2 separate regions of the Homo sapiens genome follow, and region 1 is linked to region 2. Evidence: read pairs that join two places in POLR2A ChIA-PET (ENCODE). Cell type or tissue: Caco-2. All regions are shown on one strand. Each heading gives the region's core, and the rest is flanking DNA. Links, peaks and the distances in the headings are about the cores only.

The links. ChIA-PET counts read pairs that join two places held together with the same protein. Peaks named below come from ENCODE experiments on the same cell type or tissue, not always from the same donor. Only the 100,000 strongest peaks of a DNase experiment are listed, where the experiment ranks them.
Region 1: POLR2A ChIA-PET joins it to region 2 with 9 read pairs; 3 of 35 experiments call an interaction of 5 or more read pairs at or near these places.

What each region holds. Positions count from the first base shown.
Region 1 is chr5:36,634,448-36,642,447 of GRCh38, forward strand. All of the region lies in intron 3 of SLC1A3 (solute carrier family 1 member 3), which reads left to right. Among named protein-coding and RNA genes, the nearest start is that of SLC1A3, 32 kb to the left of the region's middle. In Caco-2, for the core only: no CTCF peak of the experiment used is centred there; DNase peaks (open chromatin) are centred at 1,806 and 3,864.
Region 2 is chr5:36,689,752-36,700,052 of GRCh38, forward strand. All of the region lies in intron 1 of SLC1A3-AS1 (SLC1A3 antisense RNA 1), which reads right to left. Among named protein-coding and RNA genes, the nearest start is that of SLC1A3-AS1, 30 kb to the right of the region's middle. RefSeq lists silencers at 344-543, 6,376-6,670. In Caco-2, for the core only: CTCF peaks have their summits at 3,538 (motif pointing left) and 6,491 (motif pointing left); DNase peaks (open chromatin) are centred at 3,560, 4,830 and 6,510.

The sequences.
Region 1 (8,000 bases), core at 1-8,000, 57 kb before region 2:
AAGGTAGGATTTCCACACCACCAGAACACCTATCCCACTTTGGAAAGCACTGATCTGGTGGTCCAGACATTCCTGCAGTGTCCCTTCCAAATGACTGTCCAGCTTCTTCCTGAACATATCTAAAGACAAGAGCTCTTTGGAACCCATTTGTCCTTAGAAAACTCTAACAATACTTTTTTTTTTATCCAAAATAAAACAAATAAATTTAAAAACCAGAAAAACAAAACACAACACCTGCCTCTCTGGTCCTCTCCTCTCCATGTGACAAGCTCTATGATGTGTCACATATTATTTGGGCAGCTTCTTTTCAAATCTATAGACCAACAACTTCAGTCAAATGTGGGACTCAATGACTGTTGAAGGCAGTGAGCTAGAATCACCAGCAAAGGGCTTTCTTAATTAAAAATAATAAATGTTGTACCTCAAAGTACGGTCCTTTGGCTTCAGAGAGATGACAGTTACAGTAAGAGTGAACTAAAGTTTTGTCATTTCGTGTAACACAAAAGGGCTAGACAATTCTTAAATCTTCGCATCTGAAGGGTTTGTCAAGGGCTTGCAAAATGAGTCGAAATCACTTAAGAGAAATTTAATATCTTAAACTATGCATTGCCATGGCTCTGGTGTATGTCTGAGGCCTGTTTGAATACTCTGAGCATTTATGGACAAGAAAAGGAGCTGTAGATTTCACCACCTGCCCCCCTCAACACCTACCCGTACGTTGTATTGAAAAAAAAAAAAAACAGTATCTAACGCAGGGAGGAATTTCTTTAGGCTTCCCTTTCATTCTCTATAAAATGTAAGTGATAAGATACCTGTGTCACAAGGTTGTTGTGAGGATTTATGCCTGGCACATAGTGTGTGCTCAATTAATGGTAGCTGTTGGCGGTAAGAGTAGCAGCAAGAGCTGTCTTCTGGCGGTTCCCATTGTATAAATGAAAATTCTAGAGCAAGAAGACAGAGCTTCAAGTCAGGGACACGGAACTAAGGCTCCAGATTTCACAAGTCTCATTTGTCTGTGATCCCTGAAGCAACCACTTTCCTATTAAGGTAAATTGAAGAAACCATAAAATTAATCCGGTAACAACATGGGAGCCAGCGAGAATTCCTACCTCATTACTGGAAGGGATAGGTTTCTGCCCTGCGGCATGGAATTCGATTACCTTATCACAGCTGCATAATTGTAAATATTTTCATTGGTTATACAACTGCTGTGTCTTTTCTGAGAAACTCAGCCCCAATGTGTAACACCCTGGATTCCACGGGGCAGCAAATTCCACACACTGCACCCATGTTGTGAGCGGAGATTTTCGGGCTGACCAAAACTTGAGGCGAACTGAGTCTCCATCTTAACACTCAAACACACTTCATGGCGGCCTGGAAACAAGGCAATCATTATGAAGCTTCAGCCCAGTTCTTCTGAAACCAACGTATTGGGCCTGCTTCATTGTCTCTCTAGGGGCTAATCACAAACATGTGGGAAGGGAAGCTAAGGAATGCCTGTCTAGAAAGGGAGGTTGTATAATGTAGTGGGAAGAACCTATCTGTGGGGTAAACTTTTTTTGCATCATGTAGAAAGCAAATCTGGGTAATTAAATGTTTGTGTGTGTGTGTGTGTGTGTGTGTGTGTGTGTATTTAGGTTTTGGTGAGGTATAAAGCCATTTAAGTCTAGCTATACCAAAAAGAATTTACCTTTCCATTACAGATGATTCATTCAGTAAGCATTTGTTGAGGATCTTTATATGCCAGGTGCTTCTCTAGGAGCTGAGGATACCAAAATGGAGAAGACAAGATTTCTGCCCTCAAGGCGTTCAACGTCTGGTTGGGAGATGGACTCATGATTGCAGTATTCATGGTATCAGTGACATGGGTAGTATCATCTCAATGAAGGAACAACTTAGGGAAGGAACGATGCACCCGTCTCTTGCCCTGCCTCTCCAGTATTCGGGCTTCCTTGCTGGGAAATAACTCTATTAGCAGAGAAGAAGGGGGTCTTTTCTTTTTCTTTCTTTCTTTCTTTTCTTTCTTTCTTTCTTTCTTTCTTTCTTTCTTTCTTTCTTTTTCTTTCTTTCTTTCTCTCTCTTTCCTTTTCTCTCTCTCTTTCCTTTCTTTCTTTCTCCCCTTCCTTCCTTTCTTTTTCTTCCTTTCTTCTTTCTTTTTTTTTTTTTTTTGCCCTGAATTGTTTTCCTCTCACCTGAGTCTTTCACCATTAAATGCAGAAAGAACCAGAGGTGGGGCCCTGTGAAATTCCCAAGAAAAGTCAACCTGAGGAACATGGCCTCACAAATGGGAAGTAAAGGAGAAAAGGTGCTTGACAGGCTTTCAACGACAGAAACCTTCCCTTTCGAAGGGAGCTTGCAGGAAGGGAGCCAGGAGACCTGAGGATCTCTGGGCTCATGCAACCTTGCTACCAGAGCAGGAATCCCCTCTCCAGCCCCTGGAAAGTGGCCATGGAGCTCCCCTAAATGGTCCATTCTTAGGTGGTCTCAACTACGAAGTCTGTCTTCTGTGAGGTCCACCTATTGGTCCTAATTGTGTTATTTGGCACAATTAGGATGGCAGTCTTTCAGATGGTCTCAGGGGAGCACCTAGCAGTCTCTTGGGCACCTAAGCATAAGCAAAGTGTCCCAGTGCTTCTTCTGTGCCTGTTCTCCAGGACTTCCACCATCTTGATTGCCTCTCCACCATCCACTGTGCTCCCAGAGCTGATCCTGGTGCTCCAGATGTCATGTGACTGGGTAGGGACAGTGGTCTAGATCCAATCCTCTATTAATGCAGGCCAAGGTTGGGTCCGCTGCTTTACCAGCCACGACAAACCATTGGCTTAGAGGAGTTAAGCTTGTGGTCAACTAAATCCTGCAGAACTGAGTGTGGAAAGATTTTTGTGGCAAAAATGGAATTGTTCTTCAATTAAAAGATCAGTAATAAAAGGCATACGGCTTTGTTGTGAGATGCTGCTTTCCAGAAGGCTTGAGCCTGTGTGAGTTAGAAATTCTTATTTGCTAATTTCAGCAGCTTCAAGTGAGCCAGAGATTTTGATCAGTTCTCGTTTGGAAGAAATTTTTGAAAAATTTAAAGAAAAGGTAAATAAGAAAGGAAAATTTAAAGCTTCCTTTATCTCTAGGAAAAATAAGATTTTCCACCCTTAAATTATCAACTTAATAAATCTCCTTCAGAATGCTGTGGAACTGCAGGTTTCTTCTGCTGATATCATGGTTTCCAAGAGAGTGAGTTACCTGGTTAATTCTGACTTGGAGGTTTGTGCCTAAGGATTGGAGGTGGCAGGTTGGGGTTGGAGGTGGGGAATACTTCCGAAGTGAGACACTGTCTTAGGCTCTTCTAATTTCTAGAGCTCACATTCTGAGAGGATGCACTGTCCCATCAGATTAATTGCACTACATAGAGGTAGTGCCCAGCTTCCAATCCCTGCCCCCCACCCCAGAGTTCTTTAATTAATTGATCTGAAATGGAGCTTGGGAGTTGACATTTATTTGTAGTTCTCTAGATGATTCTATTGTGCACCCATGGTTGAAAACTACCACTTTACAGTTTTTCTAGAATTGTTGTTTTCTGGCGCCACAGTCCCCCACTGTTACTACTTTAGTTGATACCTTTATTAGTTCAGATACCCCCTCTTCTAGGAAGCCTTCCCTGGCTTTCCCCTGCTAATACAGGGTCGCAGAGGTGTAGATACGTTTCCACCTTATCACAGTTACTGCATCACAATGGAATGCACTGTTAACATGTCTATCTTCCTCATAGAGGCTTCTTGAAGGTACTGTGTCTTTATCTGGCACATTCTTTGCATTGCCTAGAGGACAGAGTCTGCATTCTTGGCAGGACAAATAAGAGCCTTAGCAGCCTTCGCAAGCCCCTCTACCAGCTTTATTGCCTGCTGCTCTCCTGGCAGAAACCCTGTCCCTCTCTCAACGTCCTAATGCCCTCAGCACTTCATCCTTAGTATGCTTCCCTCTTCCCTAGCTCCATCAGAATTCTTTACCTACTTCAAAGTAAATTGAAAGCTTAGCTTTCAATCTTTCCGTAAAGTTAGCCCTATTGATCCCTCCCTGGAGTACCTGTCACTGTCACTCATACATTACCAGCACATGCTGTCATGCTCCAAACTAAACTGGAGGGTTCCACTAGGACCATGTTTGATGTATTTTTGTGGCATCTGGAGCAAAGTTCATCCTGCCTGAGAAGTGTACCATTTTTAATGGTTTTTTGTTTGTTTGTTTTTGAGATGGAGTCTCGCTCTGTCGCCCAGGCTGGAGTGCAGTGACGCGACCTCAGCTCACTGCAACCTCTGCATCCCGTGTTCAAGGGATTCTCCTGCCTCAACCTCCTGAGTAGCTGGGACTACAGGGGCCCGCCACCACGCCCAGCTAATTTTTGTATTTTTAGTAGAGACGGGGTTTCACCATATTGGCCAGGCTGGTCTCGAACTCCTGACCTTGTGATCCACCCGTCTCGGCCTCCCAAAGTGCTGGGATTATAGGCATGAGTCACCGCGCCTGGCTAGTTATTTTTAATCACAAAAGCAATGCATTCTCTATTAGAAATGACACATACAAATATTGATGAGCATAAAGTAAAAAGTGAAATGCTACTCTGCAAAGGTAACAACCGTTAACAGTGCTAGACCTGTTGCTGGAGAAGCAGTGTGTGGTAGGGAATAAGTGTTCAGGCTAGAAGGACTGAGTTGGAAGCCCAGCGTGGCCACTTCCCAGCTCAGTGACCTTCGATGGGCTACTTTATCTCTCTCTGCCTCAGTTTCTTTATCTACACGATGGGGATAATAGTAGTATCTACCTCATTGGATTGTTGTGAATATGCAAGTTAATACACATTAAACATACTGCCTGACACACAATCGCTGCTAAAACATCGGCACTATTAATCTTTCACACGCTTTGTTAAAAGCTTACACACAAATATACCATTGTTTTTATGAAAACGGAATCATATGTATTGTTCTGTAATATGCTTTATTTGGATAGTATTCTCCTATGCAGATATGTCTTATCACTGAATGATTAGGGTATCTCTAATATTCTGCTCTTTCAAATAATTCTGCAGTAAACTTCAGCATGTATGTATCTTTGTAGTCTATTTCTGAATGATTGATGACTAAAAGCAGAGCTGTTAGAGCACCAAGCATGTGCATGTAAAATCCAGAGAGATGTTGCTAAATTACCTCCCAAAATTATTCTCCCAAAAGGATGCTGTTTTCTCCTACTCCTTCAGAAGATATTCTCCACTATAAATTCCATACAGTTTTATTTAAAGTCATTTTTATTACTCGGGTGGTGCATGAATGCTTACTATTTGTGTAAGTAAAATAGAAAATGCTATATATAAGGGAAAACATGAAAGTACGCTGCGCATGCACGCACGCACACACACTCACAAACATGAAGACCCCCACTACATTCACTCTAATTTGAATAGACTTCTAAACTGATTACCCTGGAAATGACTGGGAACCCGCATTCCGTTATAAAAAGACTCTGTGCACCATAAAGCCAAGTAAAAAGATGCTGGAGTTTCTGCTAGCAGAAATAGACAGAGAGAGAGAGGAAGAGGTGGGGGCGGCTGGGGGAAGGGTCTATATCCAGATAAGGATTTCTGTGGCCATGTCATGAATTGTATGCCTCCAGAGGACAGTTCTGTTTTTTCCCTCTGTTTGGTATTTGGTGGTCATTTCATGATAAGCAGAAAGAAAACTTTGGGATAGTGCTATTCTCTGCTGAAGGACGGATTTACCTGAATGATCTTCCAATTTTGAGTCTGGGTAGAATCTAGGGTCCTAAGTCTTAAGTGTCTGCAAATTCATTTTACCAGGCAAGATAGACTTCTTTTTGCTTCTTCATGGTGAAGATCCTTGCAATAATCTCAGATCCTCAGGCTGGAAGCCGGTGCATTACCCCATGATGTACTTCTTTCACTAACCCATCAACTTCTATACTACCAGTGTAACACTCTTCTCAACCGGACTGCCTCATATGGGGATATAGGCTTGCCATCTTTGTGTTTATTTTTTAAAACAATTGTTTGAGTTTCCATCCAGGTTTTCTTCAAAGGGAAGAAATTTCCCCTAAATTACCAAGCCAGTTTCCTCTCATAAGGCATTGGATTAAGAGTGGCCAGTAGCTGAGTTTTGTGATTCTGAGGATAAGTAATAAGTCAAAAAGAGCTGTTGGCTAATCCTTTAGAAGGATACTAAAAGAAGAGTAAGATGATCGTAAGCTTCCTAGATCCAGGCTGTTAAAATGACCTCCATATTACCAAGACTTGTCAGTACTGTTAAGGGAAAAAAGAGGGGAACCCCTATATATAAAACCACAATCTTGTTTCATCTATAATACCCCTGGTCCCCCTCCTTCATCTACACTGCCACCCCCACCTACACCCACCACTTGATCATTTTATAGCAGATATTTTATTACATTTTTGAAAGCAAAGGAAACATAAGACAGGTGTACTATTTTAAGATTATATTAACATATTTCATGTTTCTTTAATGCCCCAACACACACACACATACACACACACACACACATACACACACACCAAGAGCTGATCACTTGAACAAATCATTAACCAATTGACTTGCTTCCCATTTCTGGTATAAGCTTCTGTACCAGTGCTTTATATTAATTACCAAAACCCTCCTGCAGACAGAGCATGATACATCTTTAGTATAGGATGATGCAATAAAATGTTTATGCTGTGAAATTTGGGGACAAAATTTTTCATCATGGCATAATGTGCATGTATGGGCACACATAGCTTTGTTTGTTTATTCTTTTTTCAGAAGTCCTTCCAATTCTAAAATGTATTGTAGTCTGACAGTGCCTCTAATATTGGTAATTCTTTTTAAGTTTATAACTTTTCCCGAGTTTGTTTCTGCACTTTAAGGTTTCTTAACTAGGTTATTTCTAGTTGAGCTGTAATTTCAGTGTATAGTTCTCCAGAGTGTTTGTGCTAAGTGCTGAAGTTTCATTATTTTAAAGCTACCTCCCTGAAAGTATATTACAAATGTTCTACAATTGTAATATAGTGATTCACACACAAAAAAATCCCTATTATCAGCATACCTAAACTACACACTAAATATTTAAGAAAAAAAAAGTGGAAACATTAGTAGCTTTTATACTGGAATCTTGCCATTTCTTTTTCAATTTAGAATAGAATTTGGTTGTCTTATCTTGGTACTCTGTGCTTCATGACATATCTGAAAGCATTCTTTTGGCATGGATCTGGAAGATAGTTTTAGAGCCAGACATCAGTGTAGTAGTTCTCAAGATACTGAAAATTCATAACATTCTTATGGGTATAATAAAAAATGTTTACATATTGAATTCTATGAATTCTATAATATAAAGTAGGAGCACACTTACTATGTGAAATATAACTCCTATGCAATATAAAAGTAAAATTATAAGCATATTTCCATAAACAGTAAAAGCTATTAAATCTAAGCATGATTGACAATTTCAAATGTTCCAATATCATTTAGGCATAATACTTCAAAGATTTCAAGCCCTTTTTCTGCTAGCATTCAGAAAAGTAGAGGACAAGAAAGGATGAAGAAAAGCTTACAGTGAAAAAATCTTAAAATTGAGAGAATTCAATCTATTAACTTTAATCTATAAACCTTTTTTCTCCGAACTGGGTACATTGGCATCATTATTTGATTTTAGCAGCAAACATTTGGGTTTAGCTTATGGAAGGCAGATGTCCTGTGGGAACGTGACTTGAAGTCACCATATAACTTCCCGCTAAATAAACATCTGAACTGTAACTTGACAGCTACCAAGTGAGGTCAAGTGTCTGAAAGTGCTGTGTACACCACATAAGCACGTTTTCCTTATGTGAAGGATGCATTTCTAGCAATGTGTATCAGACTTTCAAGTACTCAAAACATACTTGCTGCCAAACTTTGCCACCCACCACTAACCTCCATTTGATCCTTAGAAGGTAGAAACTTATTTTACAA
Region 2 (10,301 bases), core at 1,910-9,909:
ACTCCTGGCCTCAAGCCATCCTTCTGCCTCAGCCTCCCAAAGTGCTGGGATTACAGGAGTGAGCCGCTGCACCCAGCCTCTGGCTGACATTTTTTAAAATGTTTCTTATAAGTTATTACATTTAACAAAATATTTAAATCCTACCCTCAGAAGTTAGGAGTCTATGTCCTCCTGTATCCACATTCATCCTGGTACCACCACTGTCCCTTCCCACCCAAGCAAAATTCTCCTTTTCAAGAGAAAAAATCTCACTTTACCTCACTATACCTATAAGTAAAGGCATAGAAAAAAAAGTAAAATCCTTGACTCATCTACACAGTGTTGAAAACAGAAGTGTGAGTTCTGTTAGCTGAACGGGCCTGGAGGAAGCGTGGCGGGAAGGCTGGATCCCCGCCGCAGGGGCTGCGGGGCTGTGGCTGCCTGCGGGCTGGGCAGGGCCGGGCGCACGCCCTCCTTCCGGGTGGCCGCGGGCCCCGACCCCAGGCTGCCGTCAGTCGAGCGGCCTCCGCAGCGGCCGCGCTTCCCCTTCTCCCACCCGGGTGGTCCCAGAACTGGAGCAACAATGGCCGGCTCTGTGTGGCCGCGTCCTGGGGCCAAAGCAGTCGGGACGTGTCACGCCGAGGGAGGGCTCCGAATGAATACGCTGACAATAAGAAGGAAGGGAGAGCGAGGGAGGTGATGGGCAGCGTCCTAGAGGGAAAGCGGGAGATGAGAAATCTACGAGATCCGCGAGGCGGCGTCCGGGGAGCGAGCCTCATAGTGGCCACCAGGGGGAATGCGGAGCTCACCTTGGGCCGCTTCCGCGGGGAGCTCTAAAGGGAGCTGGGGCACTTCCTCTTAGAGATCTCACTTGGGTAACATCGAATTCCAAGTCTGCAGTGCCGAGAGGGAGCAATCTGTGAAAGCCATCAAGTCAGGTTTAAAATTCCTCAGTGCCCCCATGTCACTTTTCCCTCTGTTCACCCTGCTTCTTCAATAGCCTCCCCAGAGGACCCCCTTCCTTTCTGGGTATCCTGTTTTGTCTCCCTTGTGCCTCATCTCCCTTCTCTCCCATCTCCTCTTCCGGATTCTCATCTCCCTCTTCTGTCACTTACATGTTTTGCAGCTACAGACAGGTACTCAGAAGGTGGCATGGTAACGGTTTCCTGCAGGTCATGTCTCATCGTGCCCACAAAACTGCTGTCTCAACCTTCAATTTTGAAACATTCACAGCATGCTGAATTCCACATATAAGTAGGGTTGTCAGATAAAATACAAGACACACAGTTAAATTTGAATTTCGGGTAAATAACAATGTTTTAGTATGAGTATTAAATAACAATGTGGTGGTGTAAGTATGCAAAATACTGCATGGGGCATCCTGTAATTTTATGTGTTAATCTGGCAACCCTCTAGACACTTGAAATGTGGAACTCAGAACAATTTGTATTTGCTTCAATGAAGCTGATATTATAGGTGAAAGAGGTTGCTTGGAGTGGGGGGATCTTCATTATAAAATAATCACCCCCATTTTGAATTTTTCTCTGAAAGCAAAAACATGCTTTAAAAAGCAATTTAGATCTAACATCTCCTACTATTAATTGTTCTGGTGACATTATCACTTATTATGTGCTTGTAAATCTTGTGGCCATAGTTAAAAAGCTTGATGAATCACCTTTAGGATTTCACAAAACTGTCTTGAATAAATTAAGCAATACCTCAGTTATCCATAGTTGAGATATTTAAGACTGACATCTGCTTTTGTTTTCTTCCCTCTCCTATTTTCTTCTTTCCTTCTCTCACTCCTTACTTCTACCCTCCCCACTGCCCCAACATAAAATATTTTCTGTAATCCATTACAGGGCTGAAAATTTTGGCATTCACATATTGTTCTCCAAAGACGGACACATTTTTTTCATTTGGGGAGCACCTATTAGAAAAGCACCCATTTTTTTTCATATTGTGCTATTCAAAGTTGATTATTTTCCAGTCTCTGTAAAGTTGAGAATGAGGCATTTTTCAGTCTCTTCAGGGAACTCCAGCCTCCATGAATGGGAATCATTCCCAAAAAAAACCCCTTTTTAAGCCAAGTCTGAAGGATATGAAAAAACAGGACCCAACTGACACCGCACAAGGGGAACAAAATCAAATCATAAACTCTTTCCAATAATGACATATGCAAAATCATGTAAAGATGGTAGTGAGTGTCCTAGAAGATGGTGTCAGATGACAACTTTTTTATTTCTTTTCCAACTCTTAGCTTCAGAGGATCATAAGTCCTGGAAGCAGCCAGCCAGGAGCTTCCAGACATAGCTGTCACAGGGGAAAATAAAGACCATTTGGAAGTCAGCTCAGCCCTGCACAATGAACTGATGACTGGCCTGCCCTGGGGAGAACTCAGCACGCAAAGATTTTTGTCGGCAACACAAACCTCTGAATGCTATAACCAAATTCCCCTGCCCTTGGCACTCCAGTGCCTCAGTGAGGCCTTCTTTCATTTAAGCCCATGAGGAGCTGTTAGCTAAAGAAGTGGAAAACAAACATGAGAAAGTCAGCAGGCATGTTAGAAAACTCACATGGCTAGACTAAAAATAGCTTTACGCTTCCTAAAACTTAAAGGCCTTCCGCTTCAGAGTGGTGGTTGAACTCAAACTTCTACACGGGGATGGGTTGAATCCACACTTGTTATACCTGAATTCTTAAGCAGTTCAGAGACCCTGGCTGGTCCATTCCCTGCACCTCAGCATCCTCATCTGTAGATGTGGGGATTGCATGAAACCTACCGTCTCCAAATCAACTTTCATATCAAGTGTCTGTGTATTGGAGGGGATGCTAGAGTTAAAACGCTTAGTTAAATGGTCAACTGCCCTTAGCATATGATAGGTTAAACTTCAACTTCCCTATCGTAAATGGGTATCATAATACCTTCTTTATTATGGTGTAATGAGAATTAAATAGATAATAACTAGATATAAGATTCTCAGCACAGTTCCTGGCACTCAGGGAGATTCTTAAGATGTTCAGAACAACACTGGCTCAGTAGGGAGGAAGAGGCACGGGGTGACGCTGGAGGAAGGGAGAGTGGCTCCCGGTGCCATCTGGACCTGCTGTGAGCTGGAAGGAACTCCCCGAGGAGGCCACAGACCTACATTGCCCGGGGGGGACGCTTTGCGGAGGTCGTCACCCCTGGAAACCGGCATCATGAGACACTGCCAGGCTTCTTCACGGAGGGGCCCGGGCCTCTGCGCCCGGGGCGGCCCAGCAACCCCTGCTCGCCTCCGCAGAGGCCTTTTGTCCCGCGGGCTCTCCCAGCGGCCCCGCGCTGCGTGGCCGTTTTGTGAAGGGCACAATCCGATGTTCTGAGGAGACCACCCAGCTTCCTCTCCCAGAGTCTACCAGAGAACAAAACCGCCCCTTCGTGTGCCAGCGACCTCCCCTTCTGCCAGACCCCCTCCCACTGGCCTCCTCCCTGCCCTGCCAAGCGGGGACGGAGAGCCAGCCGGCCCTGGCCCGGTGGGAACCCAGTTGATGGTGCGCTTATTAGCTGTCCTGAGCGCGGGGACAAACTTTCTGTACCTGGGCCGCTGCTGCCACCCTGCGGCCAAGACCTTTCTCTAGGCCCCGATGACCCAGAGCAGCCCGGACCAGACAACGTGCAAAGAGGAGCGCTTACAGCAAACTCCTCCCTGAGGGGCTCAAGGAAGGCTGGAGAGCCAGGAAACAGTTCCGATGGCTGAAGGAAAAAGGAACTCATGCTCTGTGGCCACAGCACTGATTCTCAAAGTGTGGTCCCACAACCAGTATCAGCATTCCCTGGGAACTTAGAAATACAAATTCTCAGACACCACCCTAGACCTACTGAATCATAAACTCAGAGGGTAGACCCCAGCAATCTGTTTTTTGGTTTGGGGGAGTTTTTTAGAGATGGATCTTGCTGTGCTGCCCTGGCTGAAGTGCAGTAGTTATTCGCGGGCACAATCATAGCGCACTGCAGCCTGGAAGTCCTGGGGCTCAAGTGATCGTCCTGCTAAAGCCTCCCAAGTAGCTGGGACTACAGGTGCATGCCACCTTGCCCTGCCCAGCCATCTGTCTTAAGAAGCTGACCAGGGGATTCTGATGCACACCCAAGTTTGAGAACCACTGGTCTAGACTCTAAAAAGAAACAGACCTCAGAGGTGACAGAGCAGGATGCTAATCCTGGCTTTGCCTATGAGCTGTGTGACCTTGGGCAAGTTTCTTAACCTCTCCTTGCCTCCTCTGATTCCTATCATGATGAAAATCATTCCTAATTTCCAGGATTGTTGAGGATTAGATCAGAAAGAAAGGTGAAGTCACTGACATATATTCGTGCTTGATAAAAGGTGCTTGCTTCCGGTGTTATTATAATGGGGTCATAAATGTGCCCGCATTAACACTAGAATGTACAGAGAAAACACAATTCCTCTTTTCATTTATTTAGCAGGTATTTATGGGATGCCTACTGTAATGGGCAATGTTGATAAAGCCCCTCCCTCCAGGGAGGTACATTTTAATATCTGTGTAATATAGGGTGCTATGGACTGAATTGTGTTCTCCCACCCTTCACCAACATTCATATGTCAAAGCCCTAACCCCCAATGTGACTATATTTGGAGATGAGGCTTATAGGAGGTAATTAGGGTTAAATGAGGTCACAAAGATGGGGTCCAAATCCAATAGGATTGGTGGCTTTCCAAGTACAAGGAGAGAGAGAGAGATCTCTTTCCACAAGCACACACCAAGCAAAGGCCATGTGAGGACACAGTGAGAAGGCAGCTGTCTGCAAGCCAAGAAGAGGGCCCTACCAGAAATAAGTCATGCTTAGAGGGTCAGAGGGTCAGACAGAGGCATTCCAGTGAAAGCAACACCGTAAACTGACGTATCTTCCTCTCCCCACACCTCTGCGAGGCAGTTCATCCAGCACGCTGCTTTTGAGCATCGATGTGGCTGGACTACACAAGCAGGATTACTCTATTCTTAAAGATTCCCAGTTGCTGGTTTTAGAACTTAATCCCCCTTCCACATTAGAAATGCCCTCCTTTAGTGAAATTGTAAAGTTCTCTTACCACATATAGTATAAAAACCTTCAAGTACAGAAGGGAAAGGCATATATAGCCTGGGCTGGGCACGGTGGCTCACACCTATAATCCCAGCAACTCGGGAGGCCAAGGCAGGAGGACTGCCTGAGCCAAGGAGTTTGAAGCCGCAGTGAGCTATGATCGTGACATTGTACTCCAACCTGGGCCACAAAGCGAGACCTTGTCTCTAAAAAAGAGAGTGAGAGACAGGAAGGAAGGAATGAAAAAAGGGAGGGAGGGAAGGAGGGAGGGAGGAAGGCTGTTGTGTAGCAGGTGCCTCACAGTGATCCTGTGAATAGACAGAATTCTCCTCATTTCACACATGAAAATGTTGAGGTTCAGAAAATAAGCAGCTTACTCCAGGTAAAAATCGCAATTTGAGTCTCTCTCCAAATCCAAAGCAGGTGTTTTTCCCCTTAGACTGTTTTAACCATGGAAATTATGTCTGGTCAAGCACTGCAAACCAAGAACTTCATCTGAAACATACTGTGGTAATATCTCCTAGGCCAGTGTTTCTCTTTTTTTTTTTTTCTTTGAGACGGAGTACTGCTCTGTCGCCCAGGCTGGAGTGCAGTGGCACTATCTTGGCTCACTGCAACCTCTGCCTCCCGGGTTCACGCCATTCTCCTGCCTCAGCCTCCCGAGTAGCTGGGACTACAGGCGCCCGCCACCGCGCCCGGCTAATTTTTTTGTATTTTTAGTAGAGACGGGGTTTCACCGTGTTAGCCAGGATGGTCTCGATCTCCTGACCTCGTGATCCACCCGCCTCGGCCTCCCAAAGTGCTAGGATTAGAGGCGTGAGCCACTGCACCCGGCCTAGGCCAGTGTTTTTCAAACTGTAGGTTGTCAGTTTAGAGGGTCCCAATTAGTATTTTTTAGTGAAAGAATAGAGCAGAATAGAACAGAAAATATCACATGTATTAAAGTATTGTTTCAGGAAATTTTTATTATAATTGTGCGCATGTGTGTATAGGCTTGTAACTTGAGTAACTTCCATTTCATGATTAATAAGTGTAAAGCCACAGTTCCAAGCTTTTTCTGATCAATAATCCATCACCAATCAATAATTTTTCCACCCCTTGAATTCAAGAGTTTGACTGGCTTGCTGTTTCCAGAACTGATCACCTTCAAGGAGCTTTTATCTTCCAAATACAAACTGTTTCTTAGGAAGTGATGCTGTGGACTTTCATATTAAAGAGCCAAGTGTTCTACCACCACACATTTCCAAATTCAGTTCTGGGTTCTGTAATATATGTTCTTCTGACCTAGCCTTCCAAAATCACCCCACACTGATGAATGTGAAGATGGGCACCAAGACCAAGTTAAGCTTCTCTTAGACAGTACCTGCTGGTGCTGCTTGCCAAATGAATAAGCGTGCCCTGGCACCTAGCTCTGGAAACAACCAAGTAGAGGAATCTCTTGTTAGCACTGACATCTGGTGGTCACTGAGAGGCCAGCACCCCAGCATCTTGAACTTAAAAGTATGCACCTGGGAACCAGGCACCAACCCCGACGACTCCAGCAGAATTGATTCCTCGTCCCCCTCCTCTCCTGGACCACCTACCTTCTCCATGCAGCTGGACTCAGCAAGCTGGAGAGAAAGATCAAGGATTTAGAGTCGGATGCAGCCAGGGTCCACAGCCTAACACGTGATCCCAGGTAAACTATCTAAACTCTGTAAGACTCAGCTGCAAAATTGGGATAAGAAAACAATCTACATTGGGCATTGGGGTATCTTATTTAACTCTCAAAACAACTTCTTTGATGTTAAGTTCCACATACCTATTAAGCATCCAAATGTTGATTCCCTTCTTCCTTCTGTCATTTTATTTAAGGCACGCTCTATTCCTTCAAAGTCTTGAGTCCCACTTCCTTTCTATCATTTTTTGTCTGGCTTACTCCATTGAAATAATAGCTAATATTTATGGAGTGCCTACTATGAGCCAGGTGTTGTTCTGAGATGTACACTGTTAAAATCGAGCTATGTCAGCCCTCTGAAGTCAAGACTATCATCTTCCCTCTGTTTCACTGATGAAGAAAATGAGGTGGGGTGAGTTTAAGCAGGTTGCCCAAGGCCACAAGTCTTGGGACTAAATTTTTAAACCCAACACTGTAGCTCCAGAAGGCACACTCTTAACTTTTGAGCTGAATTTGACTCTTTGCCTTCTGTTGTAATAATAGCTAATGCTTATTGAGTGATTATTAAGTGCTGGGTTCTTATATATATTATCTCATCTAATCTTTACAAAAACCTATGAGATCATTATTATCATTATCTTCATTCTACAGATGAAAAAAACTGAGGTTAAATGATCCGCCCGAGGTCACGAAGTCAACAAATGGTGAAATTGGAATTCCAACTTGGATAGTTGGATTCTGTAGTCTTTGGCCTTAACCATCCTTCTCCTGGAGGGGATGCTGGAGTTATGTAGTTCCAGCCTCCCAATGAGCCTGTGATCTCGAAGGCAGAGCAGTCTCTGCTGGTAGAAGGCACTTCCTTGCCAGATGGTTGATGACAGTGATAGTGATCTGGCTACGCTGGTGAGGCCAGTCCTGCCTTTGTGGCTGCACAGTAGCGCAGCTTCAAGGAGAGGTCAATAGAAAGGCCTCAATGACTCTCAGGTGACTCTCAGCAGATTTCCTGCCCAGTGTCTAAAGGCAAGGGACAATAATACTGACACTAAGAGAGCTCTCAATTCAATGTGCCATCCCTGACATGGGTTCTTGTCATTCCCTTAATTTAAACTCTGCAGTGGCTTCTCATGGCTCCAGGATAAAGTATAAATTCCTGCACGGAGTGTCAGGGTCTCTGATTACTGAACCCCTGCTTCCCTCTCCATCCTGATTTGCAGTCCTCGCCTCTGTTGGAAGGAAATAGCCACAGAACAAACTTGCCCCCCATGGCACTGTGCTCTCATAACTCCAGGCCTTAGTTACACATGCTGGTCCTCATCTGGAAACATCACCTCCCTACCCCAACTGTCCCCTCGCACCCCAAACCACTCGGCCCACCTCCTTGTTGACTCCAACTCCTACTTCAGTGGAGGCAGCAGGTGTTTCAGGAAGCCTTTCCAGACCCCTCTTTGTTCCCCTTGGCCTCCCAGGTTACTGATATCATGGCAGAATGTGGTCTGTCTCCCACCAACTATATGCTTCTTTAGGGCAAAAAGTGGGTTTTTTAAAAAACCATTGTACCCCAGTGCCTGGCACAGAGTAAAAAAATAAATTTAAGTATATATATATATAAATTTAAATTGTATATATATATGTATGTAAAATGGTGAATTTCAAATGACCATTGTTAGCAACTATTTGAGTGCTGCGCACTTCCCCTTCCATTCTTTCCCAGTACAGGTGTTACTGACATTTTTGGTGAGACAATTCATAAGGTGGGAATGCCCTGAGAATTGCAGGCATTTGACATCCCTGAGTCCTGGACACCAGATGCTGGTAGGTCCCCACCCCTCTACCATCCCCATCACCCTTTCCCATTTTCCACCTTTTCATCCTTGTTGCTGTGACAATGAAAAATACACCTTTACATATTTTTTTAACATCCTCGCAGAGGTACCTTCCTCAGAACCACTGTAGCTAAAAGGTGTTTCCGATTCGGACAGAACATACTTTCCTTGAATCGGGCATTCACAATGTTTATGGAAAGTTTACATTTCATCTCTAATGCCAATGCTTCTGCATATTTATTTATACATTCTGTATATTTCTAATGCCATTGCTTCTGTATATTTCACCTCTAATACCATTGCCTGTCATGTGTAAGCTCCAGGAGACCCTCTTGGGTGACAGTGAACTTGAGCTGTGTAGCAATGACATTATCATGATATGAGTCTGCCCCTGATAGGGATAAAGGGTAAGGAGGGGAGAGGAACTCAGAGAGATAAAATGTTAATCACATTGTTAGGGCAGGGATGACAATAGTATTCACCTTTTCTACTTGACCAACTTAATGAAAACAGTAAAATTCTCTTGGGGAATTCTCAGTATCCATTGTTAACATCAATTACACAAGCAGTAGACATCAGGTCTGTGTCAGGAGCAAATGGCTGACCTGAAGAGATGCCTTATGTGCTTTGAAGGTAGTGCTAGGAGGGCTTACAAGTTATGTTGAATATTTGACATTGCTGATACCCAGTTGTTTTGGGAAAGTAAAAATCCTCCCTTTGATTGACTGGTGGTCTCAGTTTCCTTCTCTGCAATGGGGATTTTTTTTTTTTTTAATGCTTCTCTGTCTAACTGAGTAGAGCAAGGAAAAACCTCAGGAATTTCAGAAATGAATGTACCATTCACCTTTCTATTTTGAAGGCTAACTATTGCTTAAGTCAGGCCTTGTATCTTCATTATCAGTGTCAGCACATCAAAGTGTTAAGTATGGGACTGTGTTATGAAAGAGACCATGAAACTCTACTATCATTTCTTTTATACTTATAGGCATTGATCACTTTAATCAAAGATAAAACACCTTGTTTAAAACAATTAGCTTTGACAATACATGTATAAGCAGAACCTTAAATTGTAAATGTGTTCATTTTCTTCTTCCCTACTACACATATTAAATAATAGAGACAAGAAAAGTAGGTGGAAGATGATTCCAAGTAACTTTGGGGCATTATTACAAAGTGAAGCTGGTAAGATTTTTGTCTTTTTGACAAATTCAAGGAAGCCTGCAGAAAAAATCTTGTTTCAGGAGTACATTTTCACTTAGCTGTTCTCTAAGTAGAAATGCATTACTCCTAGAAAGAAAAATGAAAGTTCTTCAACTGCCGAAGACAAAATGACAGATTTGGCTTCCAGCAATACATTCTTGACAGCTACTAGAGTTTCAGGAAAAGAAAACAAGAAAATTAAATTTGACAGAAATGAAGAGGGGGAAAAAAGAAGCAATTTTTTCTAGTTAGCATCTCAATGTCTTTGGAGGGATTTTAGGGCAATTCCATAACAGACCACTTAGGCATCTCCCCCATGTTCCCCTATAGATGTGAATGTTATTTTAATGGAGCTGCCACCCTATAGACAACAGGTGGTGTCTACACGTGAGTCCACAGACTGACTGCATGATGACTTGCTCAAGAGAACTTGAGAACAAACGGGAGCCACGACACGCTTGGAAATGAATTGTACAGCTTTCCATCAGACTTCATTTCTGTAAACTTAAGAATATACTTCTGCAGAATTTTGCAAAAGCCTGTACTCAAGTTTGGGCTTCAGATG